Regions from separate parts of the Mus musculus genome. Here regions 1 and 2 are each linked to region 3. Evidence: chromatin loops called from intact Hi-C (ENCODE). Cell type or tissue: left cerebral cortex. All regions are shown on one strand.

Region 1 (8,000 bases), 550 kb after region 3:
AAATAGTACTTATATAAGTAACACATATATCACAAAAAGCAACAGGCTGGTTCTGGGGGTTAAATAAGTCTCAATGCACCCACTTGAATCTGTGGTATATTTTGTGGGGCTTGGTAGGGGGTTTGTGTATTTCTGACTATATATATATACATATATATATATATATACCCACACATATATAATTTTATAAAATTATATATATTTTTTTGTATACTATAATTATTATATAATACATTAATACTTGTTTATTAATATCTTAACGTGTTTAATATTATATTTAAGTATAATTTACATAGTTTGTCCTATGTGAACTGTCTACTTTACTGCCCACCCACCAACTCGGGCTTGTTTCTCTTTAACTCTTTTCTAAGTGCCCTTTGAATAGTAACAGCAAGCCTCTCTCACATATACTAGTAAATATTTTTCCTGGTTTTCATTTGCCTCTTGATGATGCTTACGGTATTTTTCCTTCATAGTAATCTCAAAGCTTTGGTTATTTTGGTCCTATTTGATTTCAATGACTTAGCCCCGCATACCTAAGAACTGTTTTTCATGTTTATGACTATTCTAATATTTTTTTACATCATTGTGTCAAAAATTTTTTTTCTAAATGACATTTTAAAAGAATGTTTTTGTAAATAACCTTTATAAATGTTTGTGTATTTACTGGCTGATATAGTGACATGCCAGTGAACTGTTTGCATGCGTGATGTTCTGTGCCTTGACTTATTTTCCATTTTTCAACATGATAGATATAATGTTTGCATAATGTATTTTGTCATAACTTGAAGACACTTAGTCTGCCTTTGCAACTTCAGTGAGACATTGTATCTTTATAATTTTTCACAGCAGAGAAAGTATCTTGCTAGTATAGATGAGGAAACATCTAGTTGCTGGGTAATTTACATGGTGGTGAAGACGCTGATGTCAATCTGTTCGTTAAAGAGGTCAGAACAGGGGCTGGAAAGATGGCTCACTGATGCTCTTTCAGAGGTCCTGAGTTCAAATCCCAGAAACCACATGGTGGCTCACAACCATCTCTAATGGGATCCAATAAATGCCCTCTTCTGATGTGTCTGAAAACAGCTACAGTGTACTCATATAAATAAATAAATCTTTAAGAAAAAAAAAAAGCCAGAGCAGTTTGATTATGCCAATATTGAGTGAGAACAGAGTAACATGTTTTCCATGGTTCTGTGTCTTTTGGATCTTTGATAATCTTATATGGTACATGAACGATATCTCATCCATTTTTGTGATTGTTAGTGAGCTAGAATCTCTCTTTATAACTAAGTTCATTGACTCGGGCAGAGGACTAGTGTTCTAGTTTGCATTCTATTGCTTTAATAAACAGCATGACAAAGAGCAACTAGAGGGAAGAAAAGGACTTATCTTACAACTCCCAGGTCACAGTCCACAGGAAAATCAGGGCAAGAACTCAAGGCAGGAACCTGGAGGCAAGAACTCAAGCAGCAAAGACTGTGAAGGAAGCCACACACTGGCTTGCTTCTTGTGACTTCTCAGCCTTCTCTCTTATACACCCCAGGACCACCTACCCAGAGATGGCACTGCCCATAGTGGGCTGGATCTTTCCACATCAATCACCTACCAAGAAAATGCCCACAGACTTGCCTACAGGCCAATCTGATGGATACATTTTCTCAGTCCAAGTTCCCTCTTCCCATAGGACCCTTGAGTCAAGTTGACAGAAAAACAAAAAACAAAAAACAAAAAACAAAAAAACAACAACAAAAAAAAAACCCGCCCAACCAGCATAACAAGGATTAGACAAGCCCACTAAAGCGGACTGACACTCAGAAGGCAGAATTAGGAAACAAAAGACAGTAGGTAGCTCAGGGGACAGGGCTTTATGTATGAAACCAGTGGTCATCTGAGAAAGAGGGCAGGTTTCAAGGAGGCAAAACACATAGGACTGGCTGGCTTGGAGAAGAGTTGTGGGAAATAAGGGCAGTGGTTAAGGTACACCAGGGACAAGGGTAACTATTCCCATCACTGAGCTTGAAGAAACTTGAGAAGAACTGGCTATCAATAGAAAACGGAGGAGGAAGATGAATGCAATGGGTACACGGAGGAGGAAAAAGAGCTCTGCCCGTGTGGCGTGCTTATTCTCCCGCACACAGATACCCACAAAGCAATGCGCTTCGGGTGCTTCGCTACAAAGGAGACTGGCTTCGTGGCCCTGCATCCAAACACGCCACTGTTGTGGGAGGAGCTGCTTTGAGTGGAGCAGTGGCTGAGCATTCTGGGAGATCAGGAAGTGCATCCACAGCAGATGAGGTGGAGACTCTTGCCTGGTGAGCTCCAGAGCCCGAGGGTTTCATGAAGTCATATTGTGGGTAGGACAAAGAAGTGACAAGAGACGCTTTGGGAGTACCCTCATCCACTAAGAGAATACACAAACGGCTTGTGAGCCTCAACCCAGACACCTGCCCCCACTGTGTCGACTCTTCTAGTCTTTCCTAAGTCTAAGGATCCCGAGCCAGGAAGCTGAGAACATGCTCAGTTTTCTCTTATTTACTCCCTAGTGCCTCAAGCACTGACCTTTACCTTGCGTGGTCGAATGGTCGAATGGTCGCACAGTCTCTTCTCCGATTTCATAGATGTTAATATAGTTCAAACACTCAACACTCTGATTTAGGTACTTCAAGAATTCATCCTTTTAAGATAAGAGAAACTCTGAAAAGCAATCCTCTTGAGGGAAAGAGATAAGGAAATACTCTTTCTTGTTGATCCCAAGCCAGAGAAACAGGCAGAGCGAACATTCCAGGGCTACCCAAGACAATCAAACAACCACAGGATGCCCGCTTCTTTCTTTGAGCAAACCTTAGCTGATCTATTTATCACCAAATAGCATGTTAATGTATCCTTGCCACTTAGCTTTCATCCATTTGAACAGTAATTTCCTTATTTATGCATGTGTGTATGCAGGCGCATGTGTGTGGGGGGGTGTATAGGGAAGCCAGAGGTTGGTGTCAAATGTCTTCTTCAGGAAGGGACGGGAATCTCTCGCTGAACCTACAACTCGTTTGTTTTGCTTATTTTGGCGGGACAGGGAGCTCCCTCTACCTCCCTATGCTGGGATTACGGTGTGTGCTGCGGTAGTGAGGTTTATTTACAAGGATGCTGGAGATTGAAACTGAGGTCCCCACGCCTGCCGGGCAAGCCCTTTACCAGCTAAGCCTTTTCCCAGCCTTGCTGCCTCTGTTTTTAACTATTTGTTTCCCAGCCTCGCTTCCTCTGTTTTTAACTATTTCTTTCCCAGCCTCGCTTCCTCTGTTTTTAACTATTTCTTTCCTAGCCTCGCTCCCTCTGTTTTTAACTATTTGTTTCCCAGCCTCGCTTCCTGTTTTTAACTATTTGTTTCCCAGCCTCGCTCCCTCTGTTTTTAACTATTTGTTTGCCACTCCATCAATGCCAAGGTGTACTAGTCAGAAGTCTTTTTGTTGCAGCTAATAGAGATTCCACGCCCACCCCCACCCCCCAATTTTTTTGTGTGCAAAACAATATATGTTAGCTAGTTAGACCTGAAGCATGCAGGGGTAGAGCCAAGCACAAGCATGGCTTCCTTGAGGACTCTGAGTCATTCCGAAGCTGCTTCTTTATTTTGATTGGCTCTAAATTCCTTTTTATTTGATCTATTCTAATGTACTTGGAGTAAAACAGTGCAATGTCTTATCTCTGTGTCCACTTGAGCATCTAAAGTCTTCATCTCTTTCTCCTCCTCCTCCTTCTCCTCTCCCTCCTCCTCCTCCTCTTCCTTCTCCTCCCCCCTCCTTCCTGTGATGTAAGTCTGTGAACTAACGACTGTGGCCACGCTTGAGTATCAAGCCCTACCCATGTAAGGGTCCATGACTCACCAAAGAATCATACCCCAGACTCAAATAGTATGCAAAAGCAGAGAGTGTTTTATTCTGCAGACATCTGCATGCTGGGGTCTACCATCTACCATGATGGAGGTGCCCCAGTAAGCTTCCAGTCCAGACTTAAAGCATATTAGGGGAATTCTGGGGAGGGGTAGGTGACCTCTATCTTAATCGTTGGCTCTATCTCTAGAGACATTCCAGAACCCATTGCTGGGGTGGGGGTGGGGGACTGGAAACTGTTGCTGAGGAAGTCTGGAAACTGCGGCTGACCCTTTGTCCTTGCCTCAGGCCAGGGGGCAGGGCCTGGACTTGCCCAGACTTGCCCAGTTCGTAGTAACAAAGATTTAGGCCTAGTCTCCTGAACTGCCAATTTGAAGCCTGTCAAGAAGTCAGCCTACCTCATCCGTAGTTTTCAGAGCAGAGATGTCCAATACAGATAAATTGATAGCCACTGACGTGCAGACAGATAAAGGCAACATATATAAATTATATTCTAACAGTCATGTGTTTTTTTAAAAAGTAAAAAAGGAACGGGGTCTTGGGTGTGTTTTCACACATGTAATCACTACACAGCGTTTGGGAGGCTTAGGCAGGAGGATTATGAGAAGGCTACACAGCAAGATGTGTGTGTGTGTGTGTGTGCATGTGTGCAAGAGAGAGATTGATTTTTTTTTAACCAATTAAATACAATGTTATTATTTTAACATGTAATCAACATTTCTGAGACAGCAAAACCTATCATTTTAACTGAGTTTTCAACCACAATCCACTGGAGGGTGGGATGAGACATCCTTTGAGAAACAGTATCCTTGAGACACCTTTACTCCTCTGTGCTTCCAAACTCACCTTTGGAGTGGTCAGAGGAGAAAGGCCTGATGACCGGTGTGAGCTGTCAGGAATGAAGGCGGGATTGATACTGGGCGGAGCCAGGGTTACACAGATGCTGCTGTTACTGCTGCACTGCTGCCCTCTGCTGGTTATATTATATCACAACCATATAAACAAAAAGGACGCTGGGCGTTTGTGAGCCCTTGACGTTTCTGGCAGTCTTCTTTCACAGGCTCTTGAAGTGACTTTCTTTTTGGAATTTTGATGCATTACAGAGCCTAGGAAATTTTCATGGGGTTACTGTGGATCATCTTACCGATGTCCCTCACAGGGTTTTCTCCACCTTTCATGGCAGTCAGCTACACACTGCAAGTATTCATGTTTCTGTTTCTGTGTATTTTCCACTTCTTTAAAAGAACACAAATGGAGAAGATTCTCTTACATCCCAAGCTTTCTTCAGCCATTAAGTACTGGATGGCACTCTCACCTCTGTGGCTTGTGAAGACACTGCTTGGTATATTTGAAGAACATTGTAATGTTATTATAAAACAAATCTTAAAATTTACACAATGCCTTATTAAATTCATTTTTTTAATGTCTGGTTCAAAACTCTCCTCTTTGTAGTTGTATCCTGAACTACTTATGGACGAAGGGTTTGATGACTGGAATTTCACCCAAAAGTGACAAGTTGAAGAAATACTGGCCACAATGTAGTCATTGTTGACACTGGACAAGAGGTGCAGGGGGACCATTATGCTAGTTTGTCTCTTTGAAGTATATTTTAAATTACTCTCCAAAGAGTAAAAAGAGCAACAAAATTGCAAATTCTTCCCAACATTCTGTGTAGTACTGTACACACCGTGGCTACTACATGCTACTCTGTTACTTACTACTGTGGGTTAGAACTTCATTGTTTCCGGGCAGGTTATAATTGCCTTCTTAAAAGACAAACTCAAAGGACAAAAAAAAAAAAAAAAAAAAAAAAAAAAAAAAAAAAGGCATGCTGGCTCACACCTGTGATCCCAGCATTTGAAAGACAGAGGCAAGTAGACTACTCAGATCTGAGGCCAGCCTGTTCTATGTAGTAAACAGACCAGCTATGGCTACATAGTAAGCCTCCATCTCTAAATAAATAAATAAACCAACCAACCTACAAAACGAAGCAAAAAGATAAGCTAAAAAATGAATTGGCAGGGCTGGAGAGATATTTCAGAGGCTCAGAGTACTTATTGCTCTTGTTTAAGTCCCAGCACCCATAGGGTGGCTTACAACCATTCATAACTCCAGTTGCAGGGAGTCTAACAGGCACGGTGCACATATATACACATGCAGGGAAGACATCTACTCATATAAAGTATGATGAGTACACCTTTAAAAATTAAAAAATAAATAATTGGCTAGTGCACTTACAGAAAATAATTAAATAGGAATATATTTAGTTAGACATTCTAAGGAAATTCCTTCAGAGACATAGACATCAAAGGGACTGGGTGAAATGGAACACTTGGTGAAGTCCTTGCTGAGCAAGCATGAGGAACTGAATTTGGGTCTTAACACCCACATAAAGGTCTGGGCATCGTGGCAGTCACCTGCAATCCAAACCCCCACTTTCATTAAGACCGGTCATTCAGAAGTTCTACATTAGAAAACCCACTTAATAGCCCCAAGAATAGTGGTGTTTCTACAGTAGTTATAGCTCTGACATTGCCTCCATTTAATCTAGTTACATCCAGTTACATCCAGTTACATCTAGTTACCTTTCAAACATGCTCCTTTGTTCCTCTTTAAACCCTGTCATGTCAAGAACATAATAACTTTTCTCCTTTAGAAATGATCACCATCACCATCATCACCGCCACCATCATTTGTATGAGCATTTTGCATGCATCCATGTATGGGTACCAAGCGCATGGCATGTCCACAGAGATCAGAATGTCAGATCCTCTGGAACTAGAGTTACAGACAGTCGTTGTCTGCCATGCTGGTGCTGGAAATGGGATGCTTTGCAGGAGCAGCAAGTACTCTCAATCACTGAGCCGTCTCTTCCAGCCTCCTATAGTTTTTCTGAGACTTCCATTTTTCTACATTATCTCTAGTTCCATTAATCCTGTGCATAACAATGATCTTCCAGTCTCAACATCCATTTATTTACTTATGTGACCCTAATGTTTTGATCAATTTAACTTCATTTTTCCTTGCAGTGTCTCGGTGGCTAGGGAGAACCACTTCACTGGAACATCAGATGAAGCATAGTGAATGGGGAAAATCACACACATTTTCAAGGTATTTACCCTCAAGTGCCTTTTCCACTTGGAGAGCTTTAATTCTGCCAGGACAAAGACTGTGAAGAGGCAATCCTTCTTAAGCTGGCAGGAAATGGCATGAGAGACACACTTCAGTTCCCCAGCTCCTCTTATCTCCGCTTTGCTGAGGGGGTAGTCAGATTGGCTCTTTCAATTGATTGAGCCGACCAACAGTGTAATTGTGTTGCTTCAAATTCCACAAAAAAAAAAAAAAAAAAAAAAAAAAAAAAATGGCCGTGCTTGGAAGCTGAAACCCTGGCTATGATGTTGGCATTAATCACTTATCAGGCTCAAGAGCTTCAAATAGCAGCTTAATCTTATAAAAGCAGAAGTCTCCTACTTTATTACCAGAAGTGATGGGCTGATGGTGTCGGCACCAGGGTCACTGTGCGGGCCATGGCCAGTGTCTGCAGAATTCCACCAGCGGCTCGGAGTCACAGTGTAAACACACCCATCTTTAGAAGCCCCGAAGGCCTCACTCTTCACAGCCACCTCCTTAATCCTTTGTAGAAGACTCAATACAGAACACTTGCAAAGAGAGACTCAAGTCAAGTGACTTAGGATTCATTTGGTAAACACTTCAACTAACCTGTCTGACAAGCACCCACAGATATGATAGGCATGGAAGGAGAGATTCTGTTTTTAAGCACTTTTTCTGAACCAGACACATGATTTGTAAGTTTTTTTCTAATTTTTCTGATACTCTTCAATGAAAGCATTTGCATTATCACCATCATCATTATCACATCATCACCACCACCATTATTATTATTATTATTATTATTATTATTATTATTATTATTATTGAGAAGGGCATCATTTAGATAGACAGACAGACAGACACAAGCAAAGGAACTGCGGAAAGAATTTTTCCATCTGCAGGCCTGATCGTAATGGCCATAGTGCTTCTTGTCTACCATTCTGGAAATTATTATGCCCATGTCTCTTACTTCTGTTTCCCCCAGGCCTCCGTGCCTCAGAGGCC
Region 2 (8,000 bases), 420 kb after region 3:
CTCCTCAGTCACATATTCAGCAATCCTTTACCTGGTACCTGTTTTATAACTGGCACAGAGGCTATGGACTGGGCATCTGCGGAACCGTAAACAAAACAGATACACTCTCCGTTCTAATGAAATTTATACTTTAATGTGGGAAATGATTAACAGAGAAGCAAACATACTAAGAAAAGCAATCATCCTTCCGTATCCACAGAGATCGGCCTAGGAACTACAGGTGTGCACCGCCACGCCCCGCAGCCTGGACTTTACATCGTCTCTGTATTAATGACAGTACCCAACACAGTGGACAGGTTGTGAGATTAATTACACTGCATTTTTAAGGAAAACTGATAAGTCTGTGGGTTGAATACATATACAACTTTTTTCAAACATTAAGGCTTTTTAATTGACATAATTGTACATGTTTACAAGGTACTGTATATTTTAATATATGTAAACAACATATTGATCAGATCATGGCAAATGGTGTTTCTTCCTGTAGAAAACATTCACTTTCCTCCCTGGACAGGCTGGGGCTTAGCTCAGTAGTCAATGCTTTGCATATACAAGGCCCTGGGTTCAATTTCCAGCACTGTAAAGAAACAAAACAAAAATATTCCCCTTGAGATAATATAATAAATTAATTGCTATCAATGATACTACCATGCAATGCAAAAAATTCAACTATTTATACCTGTGGCTGCAGAAGCCAAGGCCCTGCAGGTCAGACTAGTTACTGTGGAAGTGCCTTAGATGGGAGATATTTGGCAGAGATACAAAGTATCAGAGGAGAGACTAACAGGGAGAATCAGCACACACAGCCCCGGGCAGGTTTTAAGCAGAACCACCAGCATGGACTTTGAAGGCATGACATAATGCAGTTTGCTGCAGGGGGTATTGTCTCGAACCCGAGTGTAGCAAGAGACAAGGAAGTCAAGAAGGTTGCCAGAGTATGGCCTACAACATCTAAAAGCATACTTTTCAAGACAGGGTTTCTCTGTGTAGCCCTGGCTGTCTTGGAACTCACTCTGTAGACTAGGCTGGTCTTGAACTCAGAGATCCACCAGCCTCTGCCTCCTGAGTGCTGGGATTAAAATTGAACACCACCACACCCAGCTATAGGGAGCATTTTAAACAGAAAAAAATATAATCAGCTATCCTGCTTGTTTGTCTGTTTATGGTTGTTTGTTTGTTTGTTTGTTTTTGCAACAGGGTTTCTCGGTGTAGCCTTGGCATTCACTCTATAGACCAGGCTGGCCTTGAACTCGAGATCCTTCGGAGTGGTGGGGTCATCAAACCCCGCCAGATTTACATTTCTAAAAAGGGTTTTCTGAGAAGTGCAGGTTGGTTTATTTTTATGTGCAGGGCACTTTCTCCAAAGGCTACAAGAGAACCTACCATTTTAGTTCTCAGTAGAAACTAGATGGCAAGGGGGTAGGGGCTAGAATTCCTTTGCTATCTGGGCGTCTGAAGGCAGGACCAGGAAGAAGCTGATTGTAAAGGTTCGGGATGTATGAGAGACACATTTAGAAGCTCTCACGGATCAGGCTTAGTGTTGAGGAAGAAGTGGAATTAAGATAATTGCTCCTTGCTTTGGGATCTGACTGAGTAACTAAATGCATGGTAATTATTGAAACTGAGAACACTGCAGAGGGATAGCGTGGGACACTGCACTTCTAGAAGTTCTGTTTAGGGAGACATATGGATGCCAGTTAGTCACAAATAACGGCTGGAAGACATTTGTCAAAAAAAAAAAAAAAAAAAAAAAAAAAAAAAAAAAACCATGTAGTCACATAGCACTTAGGATGGATTTGATTAGGTTACAACAATAAACATGTGCACACACGGGGGCAGGGGGAAGAAGAGGAAGAGGGAGAGGGGGAGGGGGAGGGGGAGGGAGAGGAAGAGGAAGAGGAAGAAAAAGAGGGAGGAAGAGGGAGAGGGAGAGGGAGGAGGAGGGGAGGGGGAGGGGAGGGGGAGGGGAGGGGGAGGAAGAGGGAGAGGGAAGGGAGGGGGAGGAAGAGGGAGAGGGAAGGGGAGGGGGAGGAAGAGGGAGAGGGAGGGGGGGGAGGGAGAGGGGGAGGGGAGAGGGAGGGGGAGGGGGAGGAAGAGGGAGAGGGAGGGGAAGGGGGAGGAAGAGGGGGAGGAGGAGGGGGAGGGGGAGAGGGAGAGGGAGAGGGAGAGGGAGAGGGAGAGGGAGAGGGAGAGGGAGAGGGAGAGGGAGAGGGAGAGGGACAGGAACAGGGACAGGGACAGGGACAGGGACAGGGACAGGGAGAGGGAGAGGGAGAGGGAGAGGGAGAGAGACTGACTGACTGCTGGGATAGGGCTCCTCCATGCCCTGCCCCAGCACTCCAGGCTATTTTAATCTTAGATATCCACATTTCAGCACATGACCACATCGGTATTCATGGAAGCAAGCAGATCTGGAAGGAAGGGGAAGGGGCAACACAGGGTTTCCATTCCTATTTCTGGAACTAAAGGAAAGGACACACATAAATATAATCTTTCAAATGTTCTGAAAGAGAAGAACCAGAAATCTTAGAGAGCACAAATAACGTTGAGCATGACACTTTACGTACCATGACTATCTCCAGAGAGCCCCGTGCTTCAGTTTGTCTGTTTCAGAAGGGTAGGGGACTCAAAAACCTTAAATCCTCATTTTGGGTGTGTTAAGTTAAAGATGTGTTTATACAAATAAAGTGTCAAGTAAGCAACTAAAAGACCTGGGGTGTGTGTGTGTGTGTGTGTGTGTGTGTGTGTGTGTGTGTGCATGCCTTTGATTCCAGCATTTGGGATGCAGAGGCAGGAGGATCTCTAAATTCAAGATCAGTCTGGTCTACAAAGTGAGTTCCAGGACCACCAGGGCTGCACAGAGAAACCCTGTCTTGAAAAACCAAACTAAACAAACAAAAACAAAAACAAAAGAGCAGCTATCTTAGATAGGGTTCCCATTGCTGTGAAGAGACACCATGACCAAGGCAACTCTTTCAGAGGAAAACATTTAGGTGGGGCTGGTTTACAGTTCAGAGGCTCAGTCCATTGTCATCATGGTGGAAAGCATGGCAGCATCCAGGCTAACATGGTGCTGGAGAAGGAGCTGAGAGTTCTCTATCTTGATCCACAGGAAGCAGGAAGAGACAGTGAGCCACATTGGGCATAGCTTGAGCACAGGAGATCTCAAAGCCTGCCCCTACAGTGATATACTTCCTTCAACAAGGCCATATCCCCGAAATAGTGCCACTCCCTATGGAGCAAGTATTCAAACACATGAGGCTATGGGGGCCACACCTATTGAAACCATTACAACAGCTAAATTAAAAAGCCAGGGGAGATGTGAATTTGGGAGATGGAGAGGAGAGTGTGCAGTCTAGGGCTCTAGGCTGAATAAGACTGCTACAGGAAAATATTTCATAGACAACTATAAGAGTACTCTGCACGAGCCCTGCAGACAAGCTTAACTAAAGGGTGGTGCGGAAAGTAGAAGAGAAGAAATAATCAGATGGAATGAGAAAATGGAGAGAAAAATTCTTTAAACTAAGGAAAGGAACTGTAAGGTAGGTGTTTCAGCTCCCATCAAGGAAGCCCCTCTATTTGTGCAAGAAGTTCCACTCCTTTCCTGTGTTAAGTTCATCATTCTGTTCTGAGCCAAATCTGTTAGTGCATGGGCACCTCTCCTCCCGGAAGTCATTTCCCCAGCCAGCCCTCAGGAAATCATAAGATTCTAGGCACACTAGCATCGCTCTGTCCTTTCAGCAGCCACGTCCTTCAACACCTTTGCACTTAGCTCTTCCTCTAACCTAACTTCTTGAAGTTTTTAAGCAAAGACTATGGATTTCTTATTTCCCAGGTCGCATCTTCCCAACAAGACATTCTCTGCCCAGAGCATACATATGCATTCGCCATCCTGTGCCATGGCTGCTCTATGCCACAGTGCTCTACTCTAAGCATGGTCTGTGCTTTACCCTACATGACCTGCTCTAAGCACTTCAGAGCATAGAACCTGTCCGAAATTGTTGTGTGAACAGTGTCAGTTTTACCCCACTAGGAAGCAAGTTACAAAATAGATGTGATACTATAATCCCAAAAAAAGGCAGGTGAGGGCAGGAGAAACATGAGTTTGAGGTCAGCTTAGGGGCTACACAAAGAGATCCTTCCTCAAAGGCAAACCAAAAATAAATGAAAGCAAGTTTCTAGAGGCTGCAAAGCTTAATAGTGGGTAGAGGGTGAAAGCTGGGAACACAAGAAGCAGTTGTTTTCTCCCAAGGGGGAGAGGGTCACCATTTCAGCAATTCTGAGATGCTGTGTTGGAAGGAGGATTGTGGAGAGCATGAGAAAACAGCATTTGAGTAAGCTGGCAAGGTTCTGACTGTGACCGCAGCAGCACAGTCAGAGGGTCTGACTCATGAAGTCTCCCCAGTCACTGTCCTGGGTGCCCGCCTGCTAACTCTGTCATCACAACCTGTCCGTGCATCTGGAGCAGTATCGTACCTAGCCAGAGTTCTATCACAGGGCCTGCAACAGTGTCAGACACACAGCAAACAGTCAGTAAATCCCGAGTAAAGGAGTAATCAGGAAAGACAACGGCTATACAAAAACCACTGGTTTTCAAGAGGGGACTTTTCCAAATCATACCTTATCAGCAAAATAAACATCAAACAAAACCCAAAAAACAAAAACCAAGAAGGTTTCTGCAAAACACAAGCCCAAGGATAACTGTATCCACACAGGGGCCTTGAGTCACAAATCAGAACAAAACTTTACTGTCTTATGCTTTACCGTCTTAGTTTGGGGGGAGAGTACAGAAAACTTATATGTAGATACGAACATTAATTAGTACTACTGCAGTTTTGTTTCCTTATAATTTCCAATTTTTTGACTACAGAATCTTGGGATATTTTATTTACCCATGGGCTGGTGCCACCTAGTGGACATTATCTCCTTAAACAGGTTTGAGTCTAGAAATTTTTTATTTACCTGAGAAAGGAAATGATGGGGACTATGGCTAGTTAAAGTCACTGGTCAATTTCACTTCCTAAAGTCCCCTGCAGACCGAGACGATCATCTCTACTTGAAAGACAAAGAGACTTAAGACAAGGAGACGTTTGGGAAGTTTCCAAGATCAGTCAGAGAGACACTGCAGAGCCAAACTCTCACCACTGTACCCACAGCTCTACAGCAGCAAGTCACCTGTGCAATTAAAGAAGCCAGCATTATGTATCTGTATAAGGGAGGCAAGCAGATGGTGGTGTGCTTTAGTGCCCTGGAGATGAGACTCAAACACCAACAGGTTTCCAAGGAAGCAGTTTGTTTATCTCCACCTACGTGCCTGAATCTAATGCTAATCACCCACTGGAAGTCTTATAATACCATAAAACTGGACGTTGGGGATGGCAAGATGGCTTAGTGGGTAAAGGTTCTTACTTGCCTTTCAGCCCTGGAGACCTGAGTTTGATCCCTAGAAGCCACATTAGAGTGGAAAGAGAACCGACTTACTCTACAAATTGTTCTCTAGCTTCCATACATGACCTGAGGTTCATGCACACATGTAATAATAAATAACTTTTTAAAGCTGGGTGTGAAGATATCAACATTCAGATTTGGGAAAGCCATAAAAGTTCAGTCTTTAACATGAAGATTACACATCAGTACAGCCACCATAAACACACAGCTATGACTGCCTTACCTATACCTTGCTGATGCTGTAGGTGGCTGCTGTGTCATTATATTCTATCCTGACTTCATCAGTATGCATCTCTAACAACTCATGCACCATTACTGCTTAAGAAAAGAATGCAGGCTGGAGTGATGGCTCAGCGGTTAAGAGCACTGGCTGCTCTTCCAGAGGTCCTGAGTTCAATTCCCAGCAACCACGTGGTGGCTCACAACTATCTGTAATGGATCCGATGCCCTCTTCTGGTGTGTCCTTAGACAGCTACAGTGTACTCACATACATAAAGCAAATAAATAAATCTTAAAAAATGAAGAAGAAGAAGAAAAGAAGAAGAAGAAGAAGAAGAAGAAGAAGAAGAAGAAGAAGAAGAAGAAGAAGAAGAAGAAGAAGAAGAAGAAGGCGGCATTTGCCGGGCAGTGGTGGTGCACGCCTTTAATCCCAGCATTTGGGAGGCAGAGGCAGGCGGATTTCTGAGTTCGAGGCCAGCCTGGTCTACAGGGTGAGTTCCAGGACAGACAGCCAGGGCTACACAGAGAAACCCTGTCTCGGGAAAACAAAAACAAAAACAAACAAACAAAAAACAGAGAGGAGAGAGAAAATAATGCATTTCTGATATTTTCTAGCATATATGTGTTTAAAATGTCTCCAATGTTTTCATGCCCATCTCCTATGGCATCCAGAGACTAAAGCTTCAAGTACTGCATTTAGTTCTAAATCTCTTGAGTTTCATTAACCTAGAAAAGTTTCCCAATCCTTTTTCTTCTATAAAACCAGATTTAAAAAAAAAAACAAGGTATGATAATAGCAGTGCAGCTAGATGATCATTTAGGGATTCACAGAGAAGTATGACCAATGGCACGGAGGGAAGGATGCTGTAAAGCACCAGGCATGACCACTTAGTCTCAATGTTAATTTGCAGCCACCTGAGCAGAATCCATTAGACAGAGTTACACTACATATGTTCTTAATTCTAGAGCTCTGCTTAAAATTTACATTTCTTTTAAACTCCCCTCAATTAAGTCCATGTGATGAGTTCATCTTATTCAAATATATGAATGAAAAGTTCAACTTGAATGCTGGGCACCATGGTGCATGCAGATCTCTTGAGTTTGAGGTCAGCCTGGTCTACACAGTGAGTTTCCAGGACAGCCAGGGCTACACAGAGAACCCTGTCTCAAAAAAAAAAAAAAAAAAAAACCCACCCCCCCTGTAGTGGCTATTTCTGGTTGTCAACTTGACTATCTCTGGAATGAACTACAATCCAGAATTGGAAGGCTCACCTGTGACCCTAATCTGGAGGCTGGGAGATAGAAGTTTCTGATCTGGATCTTGGTATGGAGATCTTGAGGCATAGTGGCTATGGATTCCAGAAGATTAAGACTGGGAGATCCCTGAGTTCAAAGTCATCTGGGATTAAAGGTGTGGTGGCACACACCTTTAATCTTGGCTACACCTCCTCTCTCTCCCTCTCTCTTCCTCCCTCCCTCCATGCCTCCCTCCCTCCTTCGCCTGCTTGCCGTGAGGGACTGAGCAACTGCTAGATCCTTGGACTTCTATTCACAGCTGCTACTGACCATTGTTGGGAGTTGGACTGCAGACTAAGTCATCAATAAATTCCTTTACTATATAGAGACTGCCCATAAGTTCTGTGACTCTAGAGAACCCTAATACACCCCCCAAATCGAACTAAAATATAAACCCATAACACTCAAAATTGTACAGAATAAAACAAGGATGCTATTCTAGAATCCCAGTGCAGTGGGTGTGTGTGGTACTGCATGCATATAGTCTCAGCACCTCAGAGGTGGAGGCACATGGTCAAAGTCAACCTTGGCCACAAAGCAGATCTGATGGGGGATAGCCTGCCTGTGCAAGATCCTATCTCCAAAACAAAACATGCTACCAGTCGCCTCAATTCATTTTATTCAGGAATAACATTTGCTGTGGTTTGAATGCTTCTGTCTCCCCCAAATTCATATGTCAAAACCTAATTGGCGTTATATCAGTATTAGGAGGTGGGGATAAGGGGAGATACTTGGGTTACGATAAAATTACAGAGACACCAGAAAGATACCTTTCCTCTTACAAGAGTAAAGATAATTGTCAGACTCCACTTACGAACCAAAAAATCAGCTCTAGCCAGACACTAAACCTTGGGATTTTCATCCTTTAGAACTTTGAGAAAGAAACTTTAAGTTTATAATTCACCCAATCTTATCATATTTTGTGATAACACCAAATAGACTGAGATGATCACGATTAAGGGCACAGGTACTTACCGCCCCCTACACTTTCATGGGTAGATAAGCAGCACCGTTCCTATAGCAGCAGGTGCACTATA
Region 3 (8,000 bases):
AAAAATACAGAGTTGAATATACTCAGATGTATCCAGGGAAAGATAACAGGTAAATAAAATAGTAATGACTGCAACTCTTGACTTGTCAGGGCAGTTCACAGTAACTGTGCCTGCAAAATAAACTCCTTCAGTGTCGTTTGTTGATTTCTTCCCATTTTCTTATGTTGACTTTACATATATAGTTTTTATAATATATAGATTGTACTATGAGCTGCTATGTGGGTGCCAGGATATGAACCTGGGTCCTCTGGAAGAGCAGAGCAGTCAGTGCTTTTAACTGCTGAGCCATTTCTCCAGCTCCTCAAAGAAGTAATTCTAATACTACCTACATTTTAGAAAGAAGCTTTGCATTCCAAGTGCATCTTTAAGAGTTGATGTGTTTGTACAGAATAGCCTTGTCCTAGTATTTGGTGATTTCTTTAGAACTGGAATTGAGGGTAGCTAGGGCTAAGTAGTGAGACCCTGTAATTTTTTTAATTCACATTGGAGTAGTCTCTGGTCAGGAATATATTATAGTTTAGCAGAAAACATACTTCTAAAATGTAAAAGCATTTTAAGAATGACTTACCCCCCCCCCCCAGGTCATCTTAGAGACTTCCTGACAGATGGGGCATGTGTTTCTCTTTTCATACCTGTCTGGTACTTGCTTATTAAATGTGTCCTCTGACATCTAGAAATGGTACTTGTGTTCTTGTATTATATTAAAAAGACTTTGTAAACACTGGAATGCCAATAGCTCTCTGGGTTTACTTTAATTCTGGAGGAAAGGTCTTTCTTAAGAGTAGCTGTCTCATTTCCACTTTTTTGTTTTTCTATTTTAGGATCTATTTATCAAAGATAACTCCCATATAACTCATAACTCTCACTTTCCATTGCATTTTTGTATTGTTTGTATATGAGTAACACATTAACGGGAAATGAGTCAAATGGACCTTTTTCCAAATCAAAAACCAGTTTGGGTTTTTTTTTCTTCTATAGAGGTAGATCTTTATTCCATGAATAAGGAAGTTTTTTCTTAGGGGCAGAATGTAGACATATAGAAAGCTATTAGGCCAGTTGGCATATACATTAATGAGGTTGAAACTTAAGCGAGGAAGGAGTCTAGACTGAATCATAGCGCACCTCACACTGCCCGCCATGTTTAACCTAAGAGAAAACATCAAGAATGCATCAGCACCCCATTTGAAACATTCTAACTCTGGGGGACTGAGACTGCTATGTGTCTATTCCTGTGGTTTAGATGGCAGATATGTCAGCTATTTTATGCTATCTTTAATCAGAAACTGTATAAGTTGGTTTTAAATAAAATATAGCACATTCAATTGTTTGATGTGTTGGACTTCACAAGACAAAGCGCTTTCTCTACATTTTAGTTGTGGCTCCTGTGCCCCTGAAGCATCACTGTCTTCTTTCTCAGGAGGCTCTTGTGTGCTACCGTGTCACTGCTAATAGTTTTGGTATCTGAATGACTAGGAAAACAGGGAAATAGTCTGAAGTTTGTACAGTAATGTGTCCTATCAACTTTGACTCCCTCTTACCCTTTTGGATTTATTCCAGTGTCTTGTGTTAAGTACAAATCTGACCTAAAATGTACTTTTAAAAAGATCACTAGACATAAACTCTAAAGCAAAGATAGTCTTTCTTACTTGGCTTGCACTGCATGGGGGGAGTAAAGCTTTTATTATCATAACCACAATAGCTTTGCACACAAAATAAGTTTTAATACAAGTTGAATGCCCCACGCTGCTGACACTGAACTTTCCTTTGGAAAATTGCCAGTTTTCTGGCAATTTTGGATGTTTTAGAACAATTGTAAATACTATCATTATTCCACCAACTGATAAATGGATGCATATGCCAGGATTTCGTTGAAATGACCATGGTAGTCTTGATCTTTCCCCTTCTGTTTTTTTTTTTTTTTTTTTTTTTTACATTTCTCCCCAAAGTAGTAGCAGCTGCTACACATTTTATGAAACTTTACATTATGTAAATATTTACTTTGCAGAGCCATAAGTGTGATCCTTGGTGACAGGTGGAAAAAAATGAAGAACGAAGAAAGGAGGATGTACACATTAGAAGCAAAGGCTTTGGCTGAAGAACAAAAGCGTTTAAATCCTGACTGTTGGAAAAGGAAAAGAACCAACTCAGTAAGTGTTAGTAGTAACAGAAGTCCTGATCTGATGCTCTGTGTGTTCTTGTGCCATGATGGCAGGCAGAGTCTTAAAGATCCCTCACCATTATTATACTTCAAACCTAATACTGGAGTCTGCCTTTTCTATCAAGAACCACTTGAGTAGTACAGCAAGCAGATTTTCTCAAGCTAGCTGAAGAATGCCCCAAGTGCTGAGGAAGTTTTAGAGTATACTACTAGTAGTCTGGTTAAAAGATGGACATCATTAACTCATTACAGTAGAAGATCTTTAGTTTTTGGTAACATCCTTGCAGGCTTCTGCTATAGGCAGAAACTAGGAGACACAGGAAGGATGAGAAAGAAGTTTCACAATGCTGTCTTTGGCTGGTAGACGCCATTCTTATAACTGTTCTTTACTTGAATAGCATCCTTTATGTTTACATTTTAGATTATTTAGCACAAAATACATAGGATAGACTAGAATAAACTTATGTATTATTTTTTTAAAATGAAGATTATTGGAACGGTAATCAGAAAGAAGGCTTATTAAGGGTGTTTAGCCAATCCTATATAATTTGTAGGTTAAATGGCTCAGGGATTTATTTTAAAGTAGGGTCAGCCACCAGATGAACTGTAGTGTAGAGATTTGTTCTGTGTTTTTTGGTGTATATGTGTGTGAGTCGAGGTTTCATAAGTAGCCCAGGCTGGCCTCAAACTTGCTTTTGTCTCCAAGGATGACCTTCACCTTCTGATGCTTCCGCCTCCAACCCTTGCGGTCCTTTCAGGGATTACAGCTATGCAATACAAGCTCAGGTTCTGTGTATGTGTACATTCAAGTCACAGAACAAACTCAAGTGTTGGTCTTGCCGCCTTTTATTTAGTGCAGGGGTTTGAACCCAAGGTTCTGTGCTTAAAGGCAAAGTATATCTATGGAACCACACAGCCATTCCCTACAAATTCTCTAATGTCTGGAACTTCATTTGGGACATTAGCACTTTTCTGTGCATGCTGGTCTCACATTTGTTTAAATTTTCCAGATACTTAAGCTATGAGCCATTAGGAAACTGAGAACCAATTATTTTGTTTCCACAGGGCTCTCAACAGCATTAAACCTGATGCTTGTGTTTGTAAGTCTGCATCTGCATAAGTACTGACTCTGGATGGAAAAGCTTGGAAGACCTTGGTCTCACCATTTGTCTACATTTGTGTGACCATAAAATGCTGGGAGCATTGAGTTTTGTAATGATTTAATGGGTGAGGATTGCTTTCTCCATTAGAGCATTAAGCTATAACTATCAACATTGTAAACCAAATTGCCTTATTTTCCTTCCAAACTTCATATATCTATCAGGTAATATAGGCTTGAAAATTGATATCCTGTGGTGCTAAAGTACAGTAGAAAGATGTGTATACGTTTTATTTTAAATTGTACGAAGGGGAATTTAAAAATACGTAACTGCTGTTTATACATCAGCTCCTTACTGCTTATTAATCTGTATTGTACCCACGATATCAGGAGTGAAGCAGACGCTGGCCTTTCCATGAATAGCCACCACATGGCCCAGCATCTCTGCCAAACACAGTTGCTTCTAGTCTGGCCAGTGCCAAGAGACAACATAACATGGCAGGTGGATGGTGTCGGTGTCATTGTCTCAGCTCAAAGAGCCACCTGCTTCAGATACCATGGGCATGTGCTGAGTGGATGCACCAGGGGGCAGCACAGCTCCATGATTCCCAGTGGGGCCCAAGCCAGGCCAAGGTGCAGTCAGTTAATAGCATTGGGACAGTCATTGTAATGGTGCTGTTACCAGTCGACACCATTGTGTTTGACCGCGTTCCTGTCTCCTCAGCCACATACCCTCATCTGTGCTGTCAGTGTGTCTCTGGTGGGGCAGACTTTGCACTTACTGCAGTGCACCACTTGCACTTTACTCCCTCCGGCTTCTGAGACAGAGCAAGTACTTCAGCAGTCCTGCTGCTCTTGCTCTGAGCTACAATCATGGCTTCTCATGTTACTTACCAAGTGAGAGTTTTGGTTAGTAATCACAGCTGTAAAATTGATTTACACTTGTTAAACATATTGCCCCTCAATTTTGCACACTATATTCTTGTATATTATTTCAAATAAAAGGAAAAAAAAGGTCTGTCTTTGATTTCTGGTTGACTGAATTCATGATACCTATCAGTATAATCTGATTGGCAGATGGAAAACAAATTCTTGATAAAACTGAGTTCTGGTGTTATAAGTAGGTTTCTGGTGGGGTTTTAAAAATTAAAGAATGTTAACAATGGAGTAAAGACTAAAAAATAAGGCCCTGAGTGCCTGTTTCTAGTAAAATGACTGTAAAGAAACCCTGACTTCATTTAAAGCTGTAGTTAGATCCAGTAAAGAGCATTTAGCAGTGTGTCTGCCTCAGCCTTGGGCTCCGCCATAGTTACTGGGCTTGACTACATGCCCACATCACTTTGGGGTAGAGTGGCTCTGTCAGGTGTATACTCCTCAACTCCCTGCCGATGTGACTTCTTTCACTGGTTCGTTATGTGCTTAACACTAAAGAAAGTGGCAGGCTGGGAGGATACTGTCCCTTCATAAGCAGTGAAAATAATGAGCCAACTATGACAGCAAGTAAAATAGCCTTCCTCCATCGTCTGAGAAGGGGAACATAGGTAGCTTTATGAAAAAGCCATGTGGGTGCTATGTGAAGGCTGAGATGCTTGAGCTATTCTGACATTTAAAGAAAAAGTGCTGGAGGTAACAGAAAGAGGAAGGACAGAAAATCAACCATGATCTTTAGTTGTAGTTGCCACCTTTGGACGGGTCTGTTCATGGAGACTGCAAGTCACTGAAGAGCAGACATAGCCTTTTGAAGCAGCTGAACCATAATGGGATAAACTGGTGCAAATTCTTTACCGTCCCTGCTTCTCACTGACTGAACATAAGCTTCCAGGGCTCCCCTGTAAATGCAAAAGAAAACTGTCATAAGTCCAACAGTTTTGATAGCACCGATATGGAAACAAGACCGTCTGTTCCTGGAACAGCACAGTGCCACAGACCAGTGTCAACAGCCTTTACACGTGCATTAGAGCTACAGTGGCTGTGCCAGGTGAGTGGTGCAGTATGGCCGATTTCAGTCTTCATCTCAGTATGTGCTCCTTTCCTTTGTCCTGAAGGCACGTGAAAGAATGCACATAGCTGTGTCTCCCCCAGAGCTCAGCTAGGGGAGAAAAAGCCTTGGACACACATGCTCAGACAGACCCTTTGCGCACATAGTAAAACAGACAGGGCAGCCTACAGCTACAGCATTTTCGGGTTTTTAGTTTTTGGTAGGTTTTATGATGGAAAGTCTGAACTTAGTTAAGTACTTCCATGTGTTGCTGTGCCGTTGCTTTGATAATCTTTGGTTTGTACTAGGGACAGGAGACAGCAAATGGCAGCAGCATTCATGGCCCTTGGCTTGCTCCTTTATACCTAAGGTCATTTCCTTCCCACCACCACAGCAGAGCTGTAGGGAAGCTACAAGGCTACAACAGTGGTCTCCATGAGAAGACGTGTGTATGTTCGCCAAGTAAAGCTAAGAGTGGTTTGTAGTTTGTACTTCTTTATAAAGTCCCCACTGTTCTGCATACATACTCATTGCACGTCCCATTTAGCAATTCTGTTTATTCCCAAACACTAGAAATAGCCAGTGTTGTTCAGATGTGTTCTTTATTTGTGTCCATCTGTCTTTTAGACATTTTAAGTAACATTGCTTCTAGGTGTCGTTTGGTCAGCTACCAAATGCTTGGCATCGTTCTGTTCCTCTTTCCATCATGGAGCCCAGGGAACTGGTTCCCTTCAAACTCTCATTCCCATTTACATGGGATCAGTTACAAGGTCCTCAAACTCACCCCACCTATTTCACATCTGGCCCCCTGCCGACCACCTTGTTTCCCTTAAATGCTTTCTGTCTTGTTTGTAAAGCTGCTAGCTGGGTCTCTAGCATCACCTGCCCTTCACTGTTTGCAAGAGGAAGTCCCCAGGCAACCCAGCTTTGTTGGAAACAACTATGCAGCCCTTTATGCCACTTTGGGCTTCAGGGCAGTCTAGTGTAGCATGAAAAAGACCCACTTTGTACTTCACTTGCTGCAGCTAAGGCCAGCATCCAATCAGGGAAGAAATGGAAATAGTATATTTCTCCCTCAGATAGGAGTTGGCAGAGAACCTGTTTGGTTTTGACCATGCACATATCTTACAATTAAAGAAATGAGTTCATCTGCACACTTACTCTTATCTGTGGGACGAATGCCCTTTCTTGTGTTCTCCCTAGACGGCTCTTTATCATTTAGGGCTCAGCTTTAAAAATTTCCTCTGTCATAAAACCCTAACACTAGGTAGCAAAAAATTACCCTGGAGTCACAGATATGAAAATCCTGACTACAGAGTACCGAGCATTTTGAAATTCCTGAAGGCTGTGTTCAGGATATGAGGGAGTATGGACAGGCCATTACTAAGCCAACTTCTCCAATTAGATATAATCCTGTTACTGGTCATGTGCGTAGCCTCAAGTCCCATATAATGAGTAATCCTAGCTACTGACAGAAGTCAGTGCTCTTAGCATCCTTTTGTGGGATGGTCCAATGTCAGGTAGCAGAACCAACCCTTAAGGACTTACTTCTCTCTGTATTTTTTAATAAATTTGAAAATTGTTTCTTTGCCAATTGGCATACCAGCTTAGGCAGTTGCTCCAACTCCACAAATGTCTTCAAAGCCAGGCTGAAAAGGGCTCAACCATCTTGAAGCAGTTGGGTATGTGTGCATGCACATGTGCACACACATGTACATTTTCCAGTCTTAAGAAATAAGTGGAAAATCTTAGAAACTAATGTTCCATAGTGGACACACTGTTCTATTTACAAAGTGCACTTAAAAAAAAAACACTCTGCATTTGTAGAGCTAAGCATATAAATTATACATCACATTGAAGGAAGTTTAGAAGTAAGTTTGGTTAGATTTTTCTTTTGATATTCATCAAGAACACCATTAGAATGACAGTGAGAAAACAGATTAAGCAGCCCTCCCACATAAAATCAAGAGCAGGATTTGTAAGCATTTATTAAATTACTTCATTTGCTTCAGGAAAACATTAGCTTTCTTGGAAGTCAGGCAAGCATTATGTAAGAGGTTTGTAACCACACAAGACTGCTGAAGTTACCCTGACATAGGAAAAAGCAATGGGTTTAATACTAAAGGATTGGCCTGGGTTCATAGGTCACACTGTTAGGTGACACACCAAATAGGTGTTTTACAATTTGTCAGGCATTAAAAACTTCATTGTGATTAGTACTAAAATTATAAGTGAATTTTAAGGCATTTAAGATTTTAGAAACAGACAAGCTGGGAGAATAAGACCTAGCCTATGAGTTCTGGATAATGGCAAGATGGCTAGGGGGCCAAGGATTCATACGGTTCCAAGTGTTTTCTGTAACAATGGATAAAAATACCATTAGGCACTAGTGAAGGCTAAATGGTTTCAACCTATGTGTCCTCAAAGGGCAACAATATGATGCATTGCTCTCCCCTGCAAATACCATGATAAGCAGATTTATATCTTGTTTGTAAGATACACAGGCAGATCCAACCATTTCCGCAGAGCCCGGGAATTTTTGTATCCAAACTGACATTTTGTCTTCAGTAAGTGCATGGTCTGAGCCAGGTGGGCACCTCTGCTCCCAAGCCCACATGTTGGGGGCATCTGGTAGCTGAGCTGCTGCAGCCCCCAACTTCCTCCCTGGCCTGGGTCAGTGATTGCTCTGCCTTTAATGTCAAGTTCACTGTTAGCCAGGCAGAAGAGAACTCGCCTTGGCAGTCTCAGCAGCAGCACTCTACTGT

What was found. Hi-C counts contacts between places; a loop is a spot of excess contacts. Peaks named below come from ENCODE experiments on the same cell type or tissue, not always from the same donor. Only the 100,000 strongest peaks of a DNase experiment are listed, where the experiment ranks them.
Region 1: a loop joins it to region 3, with 4 times the contacts of the local background. A loop is called at or near these places in 19 of 42 quality-filtered maps.
Region 2: it touches region 3 in a loop (5-fold over the local background); 40 of 42 quality-filtered maps call a loop at or near these places.

Annotation. Positions count from the first base shown.
Region 1 is chr12:31,371,620-31,379,619 of GRCm38, reverse strand. No RefSeq gene overlaps it. Among named protein-coding and RNA genes, the nearest start is that of Dld, 24 kb to the right of the region's middle. In left cerebral cortex, CTCF peaks have their summits at 3,071 and 4,861 (motif pointing left); DNase peaks (open chromatin) are centred at 2,274, 3,059 and 4,843; H3K4me3 peaks cover 220 bases.
Region 2 is chr12:31,505,081-31,513,080 of GRCm38, reverse strand. It overlaps Gm40362 (a long non-coding RNA gene), which reads right to left. Exons shown (of 2, transcript XR_872643.3): 2 at 112-577. Among named protein-coding and RNA genes, the nearest start is that of Gm40362, 9.5 kb to the right of the region's middle. In left cerebral cortex, CTCF peaks have their summits at 4,916 (motif pointing left) and 7,431; DNase peaks (open chromatin) are centred at 1,589 and 4,908.
Region 3 is chr12:31,922,731-31,930,730 of GRCm38, reverse strand. Cog5 (component of oligomeric golgi complex 5) reads right to left here. Exons shown (of 23, transcript NM_001163126.1): 22 at 4,940-5,086. The coding sequence ends at 4,972. Hbp1 (high mobility group box transcription factor 1) reads left to right here. Exons shown (of 11, transcript NM_153198.3): 9 at 1-49; 10 at 2,006-2,147; 11 at 3,224-4,276. The coding sequence ends at 3,241. Among named protein-coding and RNA genes, the nearest start is that of Hbp1, 24 kb to the left of the region's middle. In left cerebral cortex, a CTCF peak has its summit at 3,834 (motif pointing right); DNase peaks (open chromatin) are centred at 3,845, 4,777 and 5,124; H3K27ac peaks cover 216 bases.